2 separate regions of the Homo sapiens genome follow, and region 2 is linked to region 1. Evidence: chromatin loops called from intact Hi-C (ENCODE). Cell type or tissue: heart right ventricle. All regions are shown on one strand. Each heading gives the region's core, and the rest is flanking DNA. Links, peaks and the distances in the headings are about the cores only.

Evidence for each region. Peaks named below come from ENCODE experiments on the same cell type or tissue, not always from the same donor. Only the 100,000 strongest peaks of a DNase experiment are listed, where the experiment ranks them.
Region 2: it touches region 1 in a loop (17-fold over the local background); 13 of 110 quality-filtered maps call a loop at or near these places.

What each region holds. Positions count from the first base shown.
Region 1 is chr19:33,901,570-33,909,894 of GRCh38, reverse strand. It overlaps SUNO1 (S-phase upregulated non-coding 1), which reads right to left and starts at 4,996. Exons shown (of 2, transcript NR_186328.1): 1 at 4,868-4,996; 2 at 1,502-4,773. In heart right ventricle, for the core only: no CTCF peak of the experiment used is centred there; a DNase peak (open chromatin) is centred at 3,804; H3K4me3 peaks cover 2,343 bases; H3K27ac peaks cover 3,389 bases; H3K27me3 peaks cover 4,730 bases.
Region 2 is chr19:33,813,636-33,821,960 of GRCh38, reverse strand. KCTD15 (potassium channel tetramerization domain containing 15) reads right to left here. Exons shown (of 7, transcript NM_001129994.2): 7 at 6,200-8,325. Among named protein-coding and RNA genes, the nearest start is that of KCTD15, 21 kb to the right of the region's middle. RefSeq lists enhancers at 633-1,627, 1,506-1,705. In heart right ventricle, for the core only: CTCF peaks have their summits at 1,397 and 1,596; DNase peaks (open chromatin) are centred at 1,380 and 1,850; H3K4me3 peaks cover 2,065 bases; H3K27ac peaks cover 5,443 bases.

The sequences.
Region 1 (8,325 bases), core at 10-8,009:
CAAGCGTGAGCCACTGCGCCCAACCAACTTCTAGGAATCTTAAGGGCATTGTCCCACAGCAATTTCATGGGGAACCCAAAAGAGAGAAAGGCTTATTTTAGTTTTTGGGTTTTTTTTGAGACAGAGTCTCGCTCTGTTGCCCAGGCTGGAGTGCAGTGGCGTGATCTCAGCTCATTGCAAACTCTGCCTCCTAGGTTCAAGTGATTCTCCTGCTTCAGCCTCCCAAGTAGCTGCGATTACAGGCGCACACCACCACACCCAGCTAATTTTTGTATTTTTAGTGCAGACGTGGTTTCTCCTTGTTGCTCAACCTCAGGTAATCCACCCACCTCGGCCTCCTGGTGTGCTGGGATTACAAGTGTGAGCTACCTCGCCCGGACAAGAAAGGTTTATTTTGAAGTGGTTTATTGGCTCACATCTGTAGTCCCAGCACTTTGGGAGGTCAAGGTGGGAAGGTTGCTTGAGGCCAGATGTTCAAAACCAGCCCGGGCAACATAGCGAGACCCCTGTCTCTGCAAAATAAAAACCAAATTAGATGGGTGTGGTGGTGCATGTGTGCAGTCCCAGCTATTCAGGAGGCTGAGGTGGGAGGATCACTGGAGCAGAAGTTGCAGGCTCAAATGAGCTATGATGGCACCACTGCACTCCAATCTGGACAACAGAGCAAGACCCTATCTCTAAAAAACAAAAGCCAACAACAACAATAAAAAGGAATCTTGGACTCTGAGCCTGATGATTTCATGGAATGAGAATTTGTGCATATTGCACAAGCATTATTGTGACCAAAGGGGTAAATGTGGCATCTCCAAAGATGGCCACAACAGTTCCTGTGCCACAGATCTACAAAATGAGCCTCCCACATCACCAGCAAGAGGTGGAACCTAATTCTCCCCTATTTGAATCTATGGCTGCTTTGACCAACAGGAAGCAATGCTATGTAACTTGCAAGGCTGGGTTATAAAGGCACTGCAACTTCTGCCTTGTTTGCCAGAACACACTCTCGGAGCTCTGAGCCGCCCTGGGAGAAGTTCAGCTACCTTGAGGCTACCATGCTGGGAGGAAGTCTGAGCTTCATGATGAGATCACACGCAGGCACGATGCTGGCAACCCCCAGACATGTGCGTGAAGATGCCTCAGGACGATTCCAGCCTGCAGGCATCAAGTCCTCCGAGCTGAGACCCCAGACGTCCTAGAGCAGCAACAAGCCAATCTGTCTGAATTTCTAACTCATGAAATCCATGAGCATGACAAAAATGGCTGTTTTTTTCAAGTCACGAAGTTTTGAGGAATTTGTTACATAACAGTAGTAACCAGAACAGATGGATTGATATATGGATAGAGGGAAAGAAAGCTAGATGGACAGATATGTGATAGAGCAAATAGAGTAAAAATGTTAATGCAGAAGCTAGGTGGAACATGCGTGGGTGTTCACTGTATGATTCTTTCAACTCTTCCGCATGTTTAAAAATATTTTACAATAAAAATTGGTAGGAAGGAAGGATGGAAACCAAAACTAGCTAGCATTTATTATGTATTACCACGTGCTGGGTCCTGTCAGGCACTTTTACATTCACTATTGCATTTCATCTTCTCAACAACCCCACAGGTTGGTGCCATTTTCTTCATTTTACAGATGAAGAAACTGAAGCACAGAGAGGTTAAGTCACTAACATAACGAAACAGTGGTAGTAAAGGGTCAAGATGAGATTCCAATTCGGGTATGTGTGATTCTGTAACCTATGCTGTTAACTCTTTCAAGTCTAATCTAAAGCACCCAGCATCCCTGTCCACCCTCCATCCATTTCTTTGATAGAAAGTTAAAACAACAGGCTGGGAGTGGTGGCTCACACCTATAATCCCAACACTTTGGGAAGCCGAGGCAAGAGGATGGCTTGATCCCAGGAGTTGGAGACCAGCCTGGGCAAAATAGTGAGACCTCCCTTCTCGGCTTCTAAAGTACCTGGGACTACAGATGTGTGCTACCACGCCCAGTGCACCTCTCGTCCCAGGTACTTGGGAGGCCGAGAAGGGAGGATTGTTTGAGTCCAGGAGTTGGAGGCTACAGTGAGCAATGATCGTGCCACCTCACTCCAGCCTGGGTGACAGAGTAAGATCCTGTCTCAAAACAATAACAACAACAACAACAACAAATGGCTTCTAATGACTCCTTAATTTTTACACTTCTCCAGTATTAGATTGTATTTTCATAGGAGGAAAAATAAAGTTCTGATTTAAGGTGTCTTCCTTCTGGGATGGGGCTGTCTCCTTCCCAGCATTCTTGGCAGCTGGTGCTAAAGAAAATCTCCCAAGTGCTAGGAAAATCTTTCCTCAGTGTGGGGCTTCAAAAGTGGCAAAAAGTCATGTTCATAGTCTCCTTTTGTTCTCACTGCAGTCCGGAGATGGGGCAGGCTCTTTTCAGGAATGAGAACACTGCGAGGCTCACAGACTTAAAAAATGGACCAAGGTCACACAGGATTAAGGGGCAGGACGGTCTCGAACTCACGTCTGTTGGTGCTAGTCCAGCGCGCTCTGCTCGCGGTTCTCTTAACTGGTCTTCAGGCTGCTTTCCATCTAAATCACGCCTGGAGATTAAAGCTGCACTTGCTCTCCAGTGCCCGCGGTTTCTGCGGGTGTCTTCCAGCCATTGTACTTCTAGATCAGCATTCCTCTGATGACTCAATCCCGCAGAGCTTCCGAGCCCATCATGGGCTCAGGCTTTGCGTTTTCGCCGGGGGCCGGGAAGGTGCCTGAGTGTCGCATCCATGTTTCACCGTGGCCCTGGGAAGGCCGTGCGCGGAGACCTGGGGTGCCCATCTTCCCAGCAGCTATGGGCTTCTAGTCTGCGTCTTGGAGGCCCAGAGAGGACGCGGCGCCTGTCCCGTGCGGTCGGCAGGGCTGCGGCCCAGAACAAGCTGGGGCGGCCTCCCTCCTGCTCTGGCCCCCAACAGGGCGGAGCTGGAGCCCCCGCGCGCGCCGGGTCCCCCGAGGGCCCAGCCGCTCACCCTGGGCCCCGGGCGTTTTTGCAGCTCCCAGCCCCGCGCGTACGCAGCAGCTCGGATCTGGGCGGGCCAGGCCAGACCCTTCCTTAGAGACTTGGGGCAAGGGCTGGGGCCCGCCGCCACCCCATCTGGAGGCTGAAACGGCGGCCCACAGAGGTGGTGGCACTGGGCCGAGGCCGTGCAGCATGGGGGTGGCAGGGCCGCGACCCAACTGCCTCCACCCCGGGGCCCACGCCCGCGATGGGGAGCTGGAGCGCGCCGTCTGGCTTCCCCGAGGGCTTTTCCCACAGAGCCGCGGCCCAAGGTTCTTGCCTCCGCCTGGGGTCTTCTGAGCACCCAGCTCTAGAAAGCTCTGCTGGGCGACCTGGAGGCAGGGGGAGGCAGCTGCACCGCGGCTGCTGATGGCCAGAGCCCGAGGGTCGGGTTTCTTGGCAACGGGTCCCAGACACAGATCGCGCCCCTCTTCCCTATTCTCTCCCCTGTCCCCTCCCCCACCGAGGCTCGGCGGAGTCACTGCCCGGGACCGCAGGGCGAGCTCAGGTGTGGCCTAGGGGGCGCGTCCTGTGGGCGGGGAAGGCGTGGGCGGGGGTGACCCGGGGCTGCCCCAGCTGCAGGCCAGCGATTCCCGGACCCTGGCGGGCCGCGCAGGGCGGGGGGGGAGGGTGGTGGGGTGGGGGAGCGGGGAGTGCCCGAGGCGGGGGCGACAAGTCTGTTTCCGCCCGGCCGCCGCCTGCTCCAGCTGAAACGAGTCTTTCCGGTGGGACAACCCAGCCCGGCCCGCCCCGCCCCGCCCGGCCTCCCGGAACCGGCCCGGAGACGCGCAAGACCCCGCCCAGGCCGAAGGCGAGCTCCGGGGCCAGGCAGACCGTGGAGTAGCTGCCGAGGCGGGCGAGCCCGAGTCCCGGGTTCCAGCCCGGGCTGCCAGCCTCCTGGCGCTTTTCGCCCCCGACCCCCTCTCCGATCCGGTGGGTCCCCAGGGACACCCTGGCAGGCGATGCTGGAAAAGCTTCTTGGGTGATTCTGAGAATCACGGTCCAGCCCTACTTCACTACACTTGGGGAAACTGAGGCACTGTCCCAAGGCCGCACCGCGAGTTAGCAAACTGCAAAGCCTGCGAGGAGGGCCTGGCAGACGCCGTGATTTTCCCAGGCCTGAGTCCTGGGAGATCTAGGTTAGGCCAGAGGGGCCGGGGATTCAGGAAGTCCTGGGCGCCTGCTGCCCCGACAGCTCCGCGGGGTGGGCCCAGTCGGGGCGCCGCGAAGGTCAGCAGCCTCGCGAAAATCAACAGGAAGACGCCTTTCTTTCCTCAATCCGGGAGTGGAGATTCCGTTTAACTTCTGCAGTCAGCAGGACAGGAAGCGCTCTCTGTCTCAGGCTGGCGCTAGCAGGGACCCGAGGGAGTGTTCATGGGAGCCAGGTATTGGAAGCGAGGCATCCTTCATTTCCTCCGCAGTGAGGTCTCTGATCGCCCGAGTCTGGTTTTTCAAAATCACATCATGTGAAGACCCCAAGGGGAGGTACCCGGGAGGATTCCTTTATATGCTCAACCTTGACTCAGACTTGCAATCGGCATTTGATCAAGAAACGTGGTCAGTTCTCCAAACGCAAAATCAATCGCTGATTTTACTTTTTTACTTGGCATTTCCTTGGGATATTCTCGATCCTGGGAAGGAAAGATGATGAACTATTGTCTTCAATTCTGTCCCGCTGAGCATCCTTCCTGGATTCAGGATTTCCTGGAGCCAGACCTTAGTAGCTTCAGGTTTATGGCTTTCTGAAAATATAATTTTGATGAATTTTAATCTATTGCTCAAGTTAGAAAATCCCTTAATTACAGGAGAAAACATTTTCAAAGAGAAAGGCCAGACCTTTAGAGCAGGCCCTGGAGCCGTGCTGCTTTGAGAAAATCTCTGGGTAGGCAGGGCCTCTGCTTCAGCTGACTGGCCGGGAGAGAACCAGGCAAGAATGTGTTTCCCACAGCTGTCGGGCCCACCTCTGCCAGTCAGTTCTTGGCTAGAAAATAAATAGTGACTCATGCCTGTAACCCCAGCACTCTGGGAGGCCGAGGTGGGCGGATGACCTGAGGTCAGGTGTTCAAGACCAGCATGGCCAACATGGTGAAACCCTGTCTCTACTAAAAATACAAAAAATTAGCTGGGCTTAGTGGCACGTGCCTGTAATCCCAGCTACATAGGAGGCTGAGGCAGGAGAATCGCTTGAACGCTGGAGGCAGATGTTGTAGTGAGCCGACATCACACCATTGCACTCCAGCCTGGGCTACAGCAGCAAAACTCTATCTCAAAAAAAAAAAAAAAAAGGTTTGCTTAAAGTCGCTCAACCTCCTGCAGAGGACTGTAAGGAGAGAAAGCATTGTCTTGGTTACAATTGTGTTAAAATTGGGCTTTGGTGGCCACACGGTATCTGAGATGGGTATTTCTCCTAAAGTATTTCCAGCTATTAAGTGAGGAAGAATCAATAGACAGAATATCACTATTTTGCATCCCTGATGAATGAATGGATGTAGGCACGATTAGCAGTGGCTGCTGACATCAGAAAAAGAGATCACTCCATTTCCCCACATTATATGCCTTGAAATAAAAAAACTCAGCATCAACTATGAGGTGGTCTAGACATCTCTTGGGGCCCCACTGAACCCCCATGAATGATCAGATTCAGGTTTGATATATGGAGCTCTGAGGGGTCCCAAAAGGTGTCTAGACCACTGAGATCAACCACAGTGGTCCCCCCTACCCACCGTCTTGCTTTGATTTCAGTTACCCAAGTCAACCGCAGTCTAAAAATAGTAAATGGAAAATTACAGAAAAAAAATTTGTAAGTTTTAAATTTCGTGCCATTCTGAATAGCACAATGAAATCTCCTGCTGGCCCGCTCTGTCCCACTGATAGGGGAGTTAAGAAGAAATGATTTAGGCAGATAGTGAGGGTAAGGAAGTCCTTGGTAAGGTTTTCCTTTTAATGGAAAGCAGCCCCCAAATCATTTTCTTTTCTAACAAAGAGCAGCCTGTAAAATCGAGCTGCAGACATAGACAAGCAAGCTAGAAGCTTGCACGGGTGAATGCCAGCAGCTGTGCCAATAGGAAAAGGCTACCTGGGACTAGGCATGTTCAAAAAGGCGGCTCAATCTTCCCTTCTCTTTGCCAGACATGTGTACACCAAGGAGCAGGCAACATAACCCCGGCCAAGCAAAGACCCCATTTACATAATAAGATTAGGGTGGGGTGGGCTGGGCGAGGTGGCTCAAGCCTATAATCCCAGCACTTTGGGAAGCTGAGGGCCGGGGGAGGAGGTGTCGCCTGCATTCAGGAGTTCAAGACAAGCTTGGCCAACGTGGTGAAACCCCGTCTCTATTAAAAATACAAAAATTAGCCAGGCCTAGTGGTGGTCGCCTGTAATCCCAGCTACCTGGGAGGCTGAGGCCGGAGAATTGCTTGAACCTGGGAGGTTGCAGTGAGCCAAGACTGCGCCACTGCGCTCCAGCCTGGGCAACACAGCAAGACTCTGTCTAAAATAAAAAAAAAGATTAGGGTGGGGTAGCCGGCTTCCCTGCGAGTTATGTAAACATCACACCTAGTCCAACCAATCTTTGGGCCCGATGTAAATCGGACACCGCCTCCTCAAGCTTATCTATGAAATCCAGTGCACTCCTCCAGGGCTGCCGGCCGGCCCCCCGCCCCGCCCCGCCCCTCCCCGCCCCGCCCCTTCCCCCCCGCCCCGTCTCTTGTGGGAGAGAGTGCTATTCTCTTTTCTCTTTCTTTTGCCTATTAAACCTCCGCTGTTAACCTCATTTCACATACATCTGGATCCTTGATTTCCTTGGTATGAGGCAATGAACCTCAAGTATTTACCCCAGACAACGAAGCCACTCCACCACCCTGATGCGATCATCCCCTTGTGTATCTACACTGTCCATACCACCTGCCCATTAGTCACTCAATACCCGTCTGGGTTACTACATCCACATTCACGTAACTCTTATTACAGTGCATTGTTGTAATTGTTCTATTTTATTATTAGTTATTGCTGTTAATCTCTTGCTGTGCCTAGTTACTGTTGTTAATCTTTTACTGTGCCTAGTTTATAAATTAAACTTTATCATTCATATATATATATATATATATGAAGAAACATACTCTACAGTATGTAGGGTTTGCTATTGTCCATGATTTCAGGCAGCCACTGGGGGTCTTGGAATATATCCTGGAGGATGGGGGGGGACTCCTGTACTAATTTACATGAAATGAAAACTGCAGGGGAACATGTTAAACAGCACTATGGGGACATAATCAAAACAATCCAGCTCTTGTAAAACCGCAGGATAAACGACCCAGTTCTTCAATAATGAATTGCAAGGAAAATAATCACATTTAGATTCTGAATCAAACAAATGATAAAAAGAAAAAAAAACTAACGTTTTTAGGACACTTGTGAATTTCAATACTGATGGGATATTTGATATTTTAAAAGTCTTCTTAAATTTTTTAGAAACGGTAATATTATGGTGGTATTTTTAAAATTATCTTCTGAAAATACAGGATAAAATATTTAGAGGGAATGATAGGATATCTGGGATTTGTGTGTAAGTAGTTTTAGATGGGGCAAGGGAAGTGTGTGAAGATATAGATGGGAAAATGATGGGGCATTAGTAATGTGTACATGGTGGGTCATTCTGTTATTCTCTATATTTCATATCATGTTTAAATTGTTTTTTCAGAGTGTTCTGAAACTTTTGAACTGCTATTGGAGTCTGGCTGAATTGCCTGGGCTGGGGCTCAGGACAATGGAGACTCAGTGCACTTTGCAGATACCCCTTCTCATGTGTCCCTTCAGCAAATGATATTGAGGACCTTTTGTTTTCTTGAGCTCCTGAAATGATGGAGCTCACACTTGAGATTAGAAAATAATGAAGAAGGCCAGGCGCTATGGCTCACGCTTGTAATCCCAGCACTTTGGGAGGTTGAAGAGGGTGGATCACCTGAGGTCAGGAGTTCAAGACCAGCCTGGCCAACATGATGAAACCCCATCTCTACTAAAAAACACAAAAATTAGCTGGGCATGGTAGCAGATGCCTGTAATCCCAGCTACTAGGGAGGCTGAGGCAGGAGAATCACTTGAACTGGGGAGGTGGAGGTTGCAGTGAGCCGAGATCGTGCCATTGCACTCCAGCCTGGGCGACAGAGTAAGACTCCCTCTAAAACAAAAAAAGAAGAAAAATAAAGAAAATAAATGAATGAAGGATAGAGCCACCAAATGGAAGCAGGGAAGCCTTTGCCGAAGAATGAGTGTTTGATATGAGGACTGGCAGGTGA
Region 2 (8,325 bases), core at 304-8,303, 88 kb after region 1:
TTTCATCTCTCCTGGTTTTAGGACACTAAGGGGCCCCCTTCCTTTCTTTGCCAATAGTAAATACAATTTGAGAATCTGTGCATACAGGGGTGCTTTTGTTTTTGTTTTGAAATTAGTTTTCTGGCTGGGTGCCGTGGTTCACACCTGTAATCTCAGCACTTTGGGAAGCCAAGGAGGGTAGATCACTTGAGGTCAGGAGTTCAAGACCAGCCTGTCCAACATGGTGAAACCCCATCTGTACTAAAAACACAAAAATTCATGCTCACTTCAGCAGCACATATACTAAAAACACAAAAATTAACTAGGCGTGGTTGTGGGCGCCTGTAATCCCAGCTACTCGGGAGGCTGAGGCAGGAGAATCACTTGAACCTGGGAGGTGGAGGTTGCAGTGAGCCAAGATCACACCAATGCACTCCAGCCTGGGTGGCAGAGCAAGACTCCATCTCAAAAATAAATAAATAAATAAATAAATAAATAAATAAATAAATAAATAAAATAATTAGTCTTCTATTTCTTCAAAGCAAGAGCCTCGCCAGGCTGCAAGGCTGGTGCTCTCCACACATGTAGTGTGTATGGTAGTCAGCTGCCTTCTGTGCAGGGCTGCTCACTCACCCGGCAGCTGGGCACTCCTTGGCACAGGAGCCCCCCACGTGGCTAGCCAGGCTGGGGCTGGAAGGTGGGAGTGGAGAGGAGGCAAACTAGAGGCTGTGTGGGAAGGTGCTTTGATGAATTCCCTCCCTGGGCTGGGCTTCTACACGGGTTCCTCCACCTGGGCATGGGAACTGGGGGAGGCTAAAGGGAGGGAGAAGGAGGAGTGCCAGTGGTGGTGCCGGAAGCCTCTCCCTGATGCAAGAGAAGCCTTGAGGCCAGTTCAGCAACTCAGAGCGGTGCTGGCCAGGGCGAGAGCATCGAAACCTCCCTCCCTCCCTCCTGATGCGCGTTCAGGATCTGCAGTCCGGAGGCTGCACACCACAACCTATGCAGGGCAGTGTGGGTTTCCCCAGACGTCTGGGGAGGTGGGAGAGCCTGGGCCTTGAGAGGGCAGGGAACTGAGGAAGCAAAAAAGCAGCTGCAGCCTTCTGCAGCCCGCTCTCCAGGTGGCACCCAAGCCCACCTCTGTGCTCCTGGGAGCTTGGTGCCCCTAAAACCCTCAAGGTTGCAACTCAGAGAGGATTGGGAAGCAAAGCCAGCAGGAGAACAAAGGATGCTTTGCCGGAAAGGGAGGCACCTTCCACGAAGGCCTCCGGGGCCTGGGGAAGTGACTCACTGGGCCCGGGGATGGACCCACCCATGGGGGCTCCGCGGGCCCACAATAGACCCATAGGATAGGAAAGGCACTGTCAGCCTCCGGCCTCTGGCGGGCGCCTCCCAGCCCACCCCCGCGAGATCTGGTCTGCGTCCAGCCCGGGGCCCCTGGGGATAGGCCCTGTTCTCGTTAGGCTCTGCCAGTCGGGACCGCCACCGCCGCTGCTGCCACCTGGGGCTGTGGGCGCGGCCCCTTCCGCCAGCCCTCCCTCCCCTTGGCCCTGCGGGGACCCGGGCTCCCCAGTTCTCGGCAGAGCCACACTACTCCTCTGCCAGAGCGAGGCCATCGATGTCACCCGAAGGTGGCGTCAGGCTCTGTCCCGAGGCTCCCCGGAGGCCTGTGATGGGGACTTGGAGAGAGCCCTCGTTGCGAGCCCCGGCTTCCCGGGCAGTTGCACAACCTCCCCCAATTATGCTCCGTGCAGTGTGTGGCAACCGGGCGAGAATTCCAGGGCCTTGTACCTACTCGTACCAATCTGCCTTCCCGCTGTTTGGCTGCAGGGCCAGGCGTGGCTCTGTGGGCCCGGGGAAATGGGGGTGTGTCCGCGTCCAGGAGGGCGTGGCCCGCGTCAGCCCCGGGAGCAGCAGCCCGGCCCTGCTGGTGCAATCGGCTCGCCCCAAACCGCAGCTTCCTCGGGGGCCCTGAACCGGGTCCAGGACACAGAAAAGGGAGCTCTGGTGACATCCTAGACACGGGCTTTGAGCAGCAGGCCTGGCCCAGCTACGGCTGGTGACGCCGTCCAGCCAGGGATGCGCGGCCTGGGTTCTCCCGCGGGCAGGACGGGAGGCCTCCCGGGCCCCAGCGTGGCTTGGGCGTCCCTGCCCCTCCCAGGCTCTGCTTTTTAAGACTTTGGCCTGGTTTGTGATTTCTGTGTTAAGAAGGATCCTAGGAGGAGGCCCTGAAGACCTAGCTCTTATTCCACGGCCATGGCTCCGGGTCCAGGAACAGCATTGTCCTGTGGGGCCTGGGCGCTGTCGGGACTGGCTGTTCTGTGTAATGGAAATAAAGACAAAACCCCAAATGCAGCTGACCCCTAACCCCTCTCCTTTGTGTGTCCCCGGGAGTGTGCCTGCCTCTTTCTCTGGGTCTCTCATTAGAATTTCACAGAAGCTTCCTTTGCTATGGAGACGCTAGTCTTGAGGCCTGAGAGGTGGTTCTCTCTACATGCAAATCAATGCATTTGGGGTAATCCATGTTCAGTGTCATGACGAAGTGGAAAACTGCAATGTGGTCTCTCTTCCTGTTAAATTTACAGAGCTTCAAGTACACAATTGAAAGTAAACAATTCCTGGCTGGGCGCAATGGCTCACACCTGTAATCCCAGCATTTTGGGAGGCCAAGGTGGGAGGATCACTTGAGGCCAGGAGTTCAAGACCAGCCTGGCCAACAAAGCAAAACCCCGCCTCTACTAAAAATACAGTAATTAGCTGGGCGTGGTGGTGCACACCTGTAATCCCAGCTACTCGGGAGACTGAGGCACAAGAATCGCTTGAACCCAGGAGGCAGAGGTTGCAGTAAGCCAAGACTGCACCACTGCACTCCAGCCTGGGCAACGGAGTGAGACCCTGTCTCACAAAAAAAAAAAAAAAGGAGAAGAAAAAAAGTGAACAATTCCTGTGCATAAACAAATGTCTGCTCCAAGCCTCATGAGCTATCTTGCCCTCCCAAGCACCTGCAGTGCTTGGCATATGCTGGCCACCAATAAGTGGTGCTCTTGGGTGGTTGTGAAGATAAGGATCTTTGCAGGGAAGCAGGGACCCTTTAAAAATCAACATCCAAAGCCTCAACAGATACATCAGCGCCCCTTTCCAAATCATGACTTTTCCTCAAAAAGCAAAAACTCTACTCAACATATCCTTCCACTGGGGGTGGAGATAAAAACACAGAAAGTTCTCTTTCCCTGAGGGTAAACAGCTACCAACAGTCAGTCATGCCTGGATGCACAACCTCAGGGGTGGGCCCCTCCTGGATGCACAACCTCAGGGGTGGGCCCCTCCCCAGGAACGAGCCCCCAACTCTGCCTGCAGTTCCTAGGTCTGCAGAGGTCACCATGGGCCTGGCAGGGCTCTGCTTGTCTAGCTTTGGGGCTTGCAGGAAGAGAGCTCCTGAACCAGATCCAGGGATTAGCCTGGGATGTGGCGGGGTAGGCTTCTCTGGGGCTGGGGTTTCCCTTCCAATGAAAGCTCACAGAGAAATGTCCCTGGGCTTACAGAGGCCATGGCTGCGAGAACTCGCTGGTTGTGAGATCCAGAAAGAGCAGAGACGCGCTCTTCTTTTCTGACTTTCAACCTTCCCTGGGGTTGTGTTCCATTTGGGTCACCTTAGAAAACTCTGGTGCTTCTAAGAGAACATCAGCGCTAGTCTTGGTGCTGGCAGGAAGCTGCCCTTAGCTGTCACCAACACTTTTTTCTTTCTGTTAGTCCACAAAGCATTACCTTACCTCACCGGTCCTCCAGAGAACATCGGGGCTGCCTAGAATGTGGTGACAGGAGTGAACTCTTAATGGAAAGGGGTTCTGGAGGGAATGTTTCTGTGCCTCTCTGCCCTAGTTGGTGAATTTAGCAGTTTAACCTAAATACAGTTGTTCCTGGATAGACCTTCCTCCAAGCAGGTGCTCTAGACCATCTTTTGTCTCGGGCTTTATGTTGGACGTTAGAGCTTTATCTTTGTGATGCCTTTGTAGGTTTCTCTGGATACTGACAAGAAACTTCATTTGATCTAATGAGAAACTTCTCACTAATAAAGGCAGGAGCTGCTTTTGACACATATGCATTAATATCATCTTTCTATTCTTACCATTTTTTTTTCCTGTTTTTGAGAAGGAGTCTCACTCTGTCACCCAGGCTGGAGTGCAGTGGTGAGACTTCGGCTCACTGCAACCTCTGCCTCCCAGGTTCAAGCGATTCTCCTGCCTCAGGCTCCCGAGTAGCTGGAACTACAGGCACGCACCGCCATGCCTGGCTAATTTTTGTATTTTTAGTAGAGACAGGGTTTCACCATGTTGGCCAGGCTGGTCTCGAACTCCTGACCTAAAATGATCCACCCACCTTGGCCTCCCAAAGTGCTGGGATTACAGGTGTGTGCCACTGCACCTGACCCTTTTCTTACCATTCATTCTAAGCAAATCCATTTGTAGAAAATTTTAAAATTTGTGGCAGTTAACGATGTGGGCTTTTACCCTATACAGTGACCCAGACTCTTCAGTGCAGGTAACTCCACATCAAATCTTCCATCAGAGATAAGACAGCTGCCAGCCCCTGATCTCCAGGTGAGGGCAAGCCCTCTCTCTACAAGGAAACTCCTCCTTTGGGCGGGGTTGGGGTGAGCAAAGAGAGCCACCCACATTCTCATCACACATGTGACAAGACCAATATTACTTGGCTGACTTGAGCCTTGTGGCTAAACACATTGCCTACCCCCCTTGAGATGGCCATCAACCTGTGACATCCTACTTCCTACAACAGCTACATCAGCCCAGATGTCAGACTCCATCCAGGCCAGCGGCTGCCTTCTCTGGCCATCAGTTGTCCCTCTAGCTCTGTCTAGACCTCCCTATTGTTTTGAACTGAGGCAGATTTCCTGCCTCCAACTGAATATCCCCTGGCAGTTTCCCATTTTTGTATTTTCCACCTTGTCATCTACTTAGGAGAAATTGAGTATCTTCCAGGGCCAATGCAGCCATTTTCCTGTCTCTGGAGAATCAGGAGGGAAGGCAGGGCTTGATGGGATGGGGCCATCTTGGCAGACAGCATTGCCTCGAGAACATGGGTTGGCCTCTAGGGAGGGGAAGTGGGCAGGCTCTGCTAGGCTTAGTCAAGTTAAATATTATCTTGGTCAGTGGCTCAATGGATATAGTTTCCCCATTTCTCACATCTGTGCTTCCCTTTTTTTTTAATTAATTATTTTTTTATTTTAAGATGGAGCCTCGCTCTGTCGCCAGGCTAGAGTGCAGTGGTGCGATCTCGGCTCACTGCGACTTCTGCCTCCCGGGTTCAAGCGATTCTCGTGCCCCAGCCTCCCGAGTAGCTGGGACTACAGGCACATGCCAGCACACCCAGCTAATCCTTTTTTTTTTGTATTTTTAGTAGAGACGGGGTTTTGCCATGTTGGCCAGGCTGGTCTTGAACTCATGACCTCAGGGGATCCACCCACCTTGGCCCCAAAGTGCTGGCATTACAGGTGTGAGCCACCACACCCAGCCATGCTTTCTCTTTTTAATTTTATTTATTTTGAGACGGGGCTTGCTCTGTTGTCTAGGCTGGAGTGCAGTGGTGTGAACATGGCTCACTGCAGCCTCAACCTCCTGAACTCAAGTGATCCTCCCACCTCAGCCTCCTGAGTAGCTGGGACTATAGGCACATGCCACCATGAGTGGCTTATTTTTAAATTCTTTTGTAGAGATGGGGTCTCACCAAATTGCCCAGGCTCGTTTTGAACTCCTGTGCTGGAGCAATCCACCCGCCTCAGCCTCCCAAAGTGTTGGGATTACAGGCATGAGTCACTGTGACCCGCCCACTTTCCTTCTTTTGAATGTTAGTGGTTTGGTCCACAGATATACATGTATGCAACACCAACGTAGTGCAACATGCTCATCACAGCCTGAACACTTGAGTCCAGGCTTGGGGGTCTGGAGAGGTAAAGGGAGGCCATGCCTGCACCATTTTCCCCGCCAGATCTGCCAACAGCATGTGCACTGAGCGCCTAGAGACAACGCTGCTGCTCTCTGGTCAGTCCTCAAATCAGGAAGCTTTGGGATTTGGGACTTGGGATGTTAAGGTCCTACTCAGTAGCCACACCAGGTCCCAAGTGTGGGGAGTGGTGGTTCCCGAGGACCAATGCTGGAGTACCTGATTGTGGCTGCTTCCGTGAATTACAAACCAAGGGCTAGAGCTGTAATTTATAAAATATCCTTTATTTATTCTAAGGAACAGTCAAGCAGTAGCTTTAAAAAAAAAAAAAAAAAAGACACATTTTTTGAAAGATATTCTTAGTGTTGTGACCTGGCATTGGGCCCCTGTGAGCGGGACGGTGGCTGAGACCGCCTGCTGTGGCTTTGCGAGTTCTCTGCACTCACTGGCAGGGGTTTGGTGGGAAACGGGGAAGCTTTGGCATGGTTCTGTCCAGTTGCTTATAATCAAGAATAATGAGTTTTGAGGTTTACAAAGAGCAGAAGTAACATTTATACGGCTGGCATTTGACAAAAGATTGCTGATAATATACTCATTCCAGGAAGTGTAAAAATGCTTTAAAGGAATGATAATTTGTACTTACTGTTTATGGGGACTAGATATATTAGAATTATAGCATCATTATGGGGACATAGTGTTTCCCTATAAATTCAGAAATTCTCTGGTTGATGTAAAATCATACTTCCTGGTTTTACTTAATTAGTAAAGAAATAAATAAATTAGAGTAACATTTAGTCAGGTAGAGTTACTCCTTTTTCCCCTTCTTTATTAATAAATTTTATTTTTAGCACAATCATTTACCCAAAAAGAGAGTTTGAGAATGTTCGAGAATCTCTACCACTCGGTAACCATGCTGGCTGTTATATCAGAAAAATCCATAAACATACACAGCAGCGAGCTGTTTTCACAAGACTTCCTGCTAATAAACACAACACTTTCTCCTCCACTCAGATGGGAGCCTCAGATGCCAAAACGCAGATGTGCCAACTAACTATAGGCTCGTTGCTAAGCAGAGAAACCTATCAAGTTTGTCCAGCAAATTCGATTGTACAGTGGGATGGCGTCTGCTCTGCGGCCTTGGACAGGGAGCCACTGGTCTGTGCTGCTGTCCCCTGAGGCAGGTCGAAGCTGGTGGCCCTTAGAGGGCAGGTAAAATGGTTCTCATGGGTTAGAACATAAGGGCTTTGAGAAAAAATGCAAAAGGTCTCATTGAAATTGGAGGCCTATGTGAATCTGTTTACATGGAGGCATACTGAGATCTCGTTCTGTGCTTAGGTGAACTGCAGGTCTCACGCTGGCTGCATGACTTGGTGCCCCCTGGCTGGCTGAGCCACTGCCTGCCACCTTCTCATACCATTACGTGGGGGTCTAAAGAGGACATCATCCCCAACCAAAGAATAGTGAGAGAGAAAATCCCAAACATTTGAGACAGGGTTCAAAAGCACCCAGACGCCTTCTGTCTCTTTCCCAGTTCCCATCTGGCTAGGGACTGTGAATCAGAATTCAGAATCTGTGCTGCCCTGAGGGGACAGGCACCCAAATGCAATAAATAACACCAAGCTCAGGACCCAGCCACTGACCTTCCTCCACCACTGCTGCGGGTTATTCCTCGATGGGAACTGAAGGATCCAAGGGAGGAATCCGTTCCGCCCCCAAACCTCCCTGCACAACATCGAATGCGGGAGTCTGGCTGCTGCTTCTGCACAGGACAGAGCCTCCAGTCTTTTGCTTGAGAGCATCATTTATGGCATGGACTGGGAACGCAATGTGTTCACACAAATGCACGACAATTGTACATCAGCATCTTTACAATATTAAAGGAGCCATATACAAGTCTACAGCCATTGTACACAGGATGGTGATGGCTGGGGAGCCCCGCCCACCAGTCCTCTGCAGTTTCTCCACCGGAGAACACTTGGGGAGCTGTCACAAGGCCAGGGGGGGTCCATCTTTGGGCCTGTCGTGGGGGAGGCAGCAGGTCTGCAAGGACTCCTCAGGGCCAGTCCTCACTGGAATCAGGGGTCAAGAGCGCCAGGTCTGCCTGTGTCTGGGTCTCATCGGCAGGCTAGTGTAACAACGTGAATTAAAACTGTGCATATTCGCATGAGAAAACTGGAGCTGGGGATGGCTCCCTGAGCTGGGGACCTAGAAGACGCTGCTGACAGATGGGCCCCTTCATGGTGGGGCCCATTCCTGAGGTAACGTGCAGCCCTGAGGCTGGTCCGAACGGGAGGAGACTTCTCCAGCAGCCCAGGTGCCAGTCCACACAGACAGGACTGGAAGCCCCTGGGCAGCAGGTCAGGTGACCCGGGGAGTGCAGCCTGAGCCCCC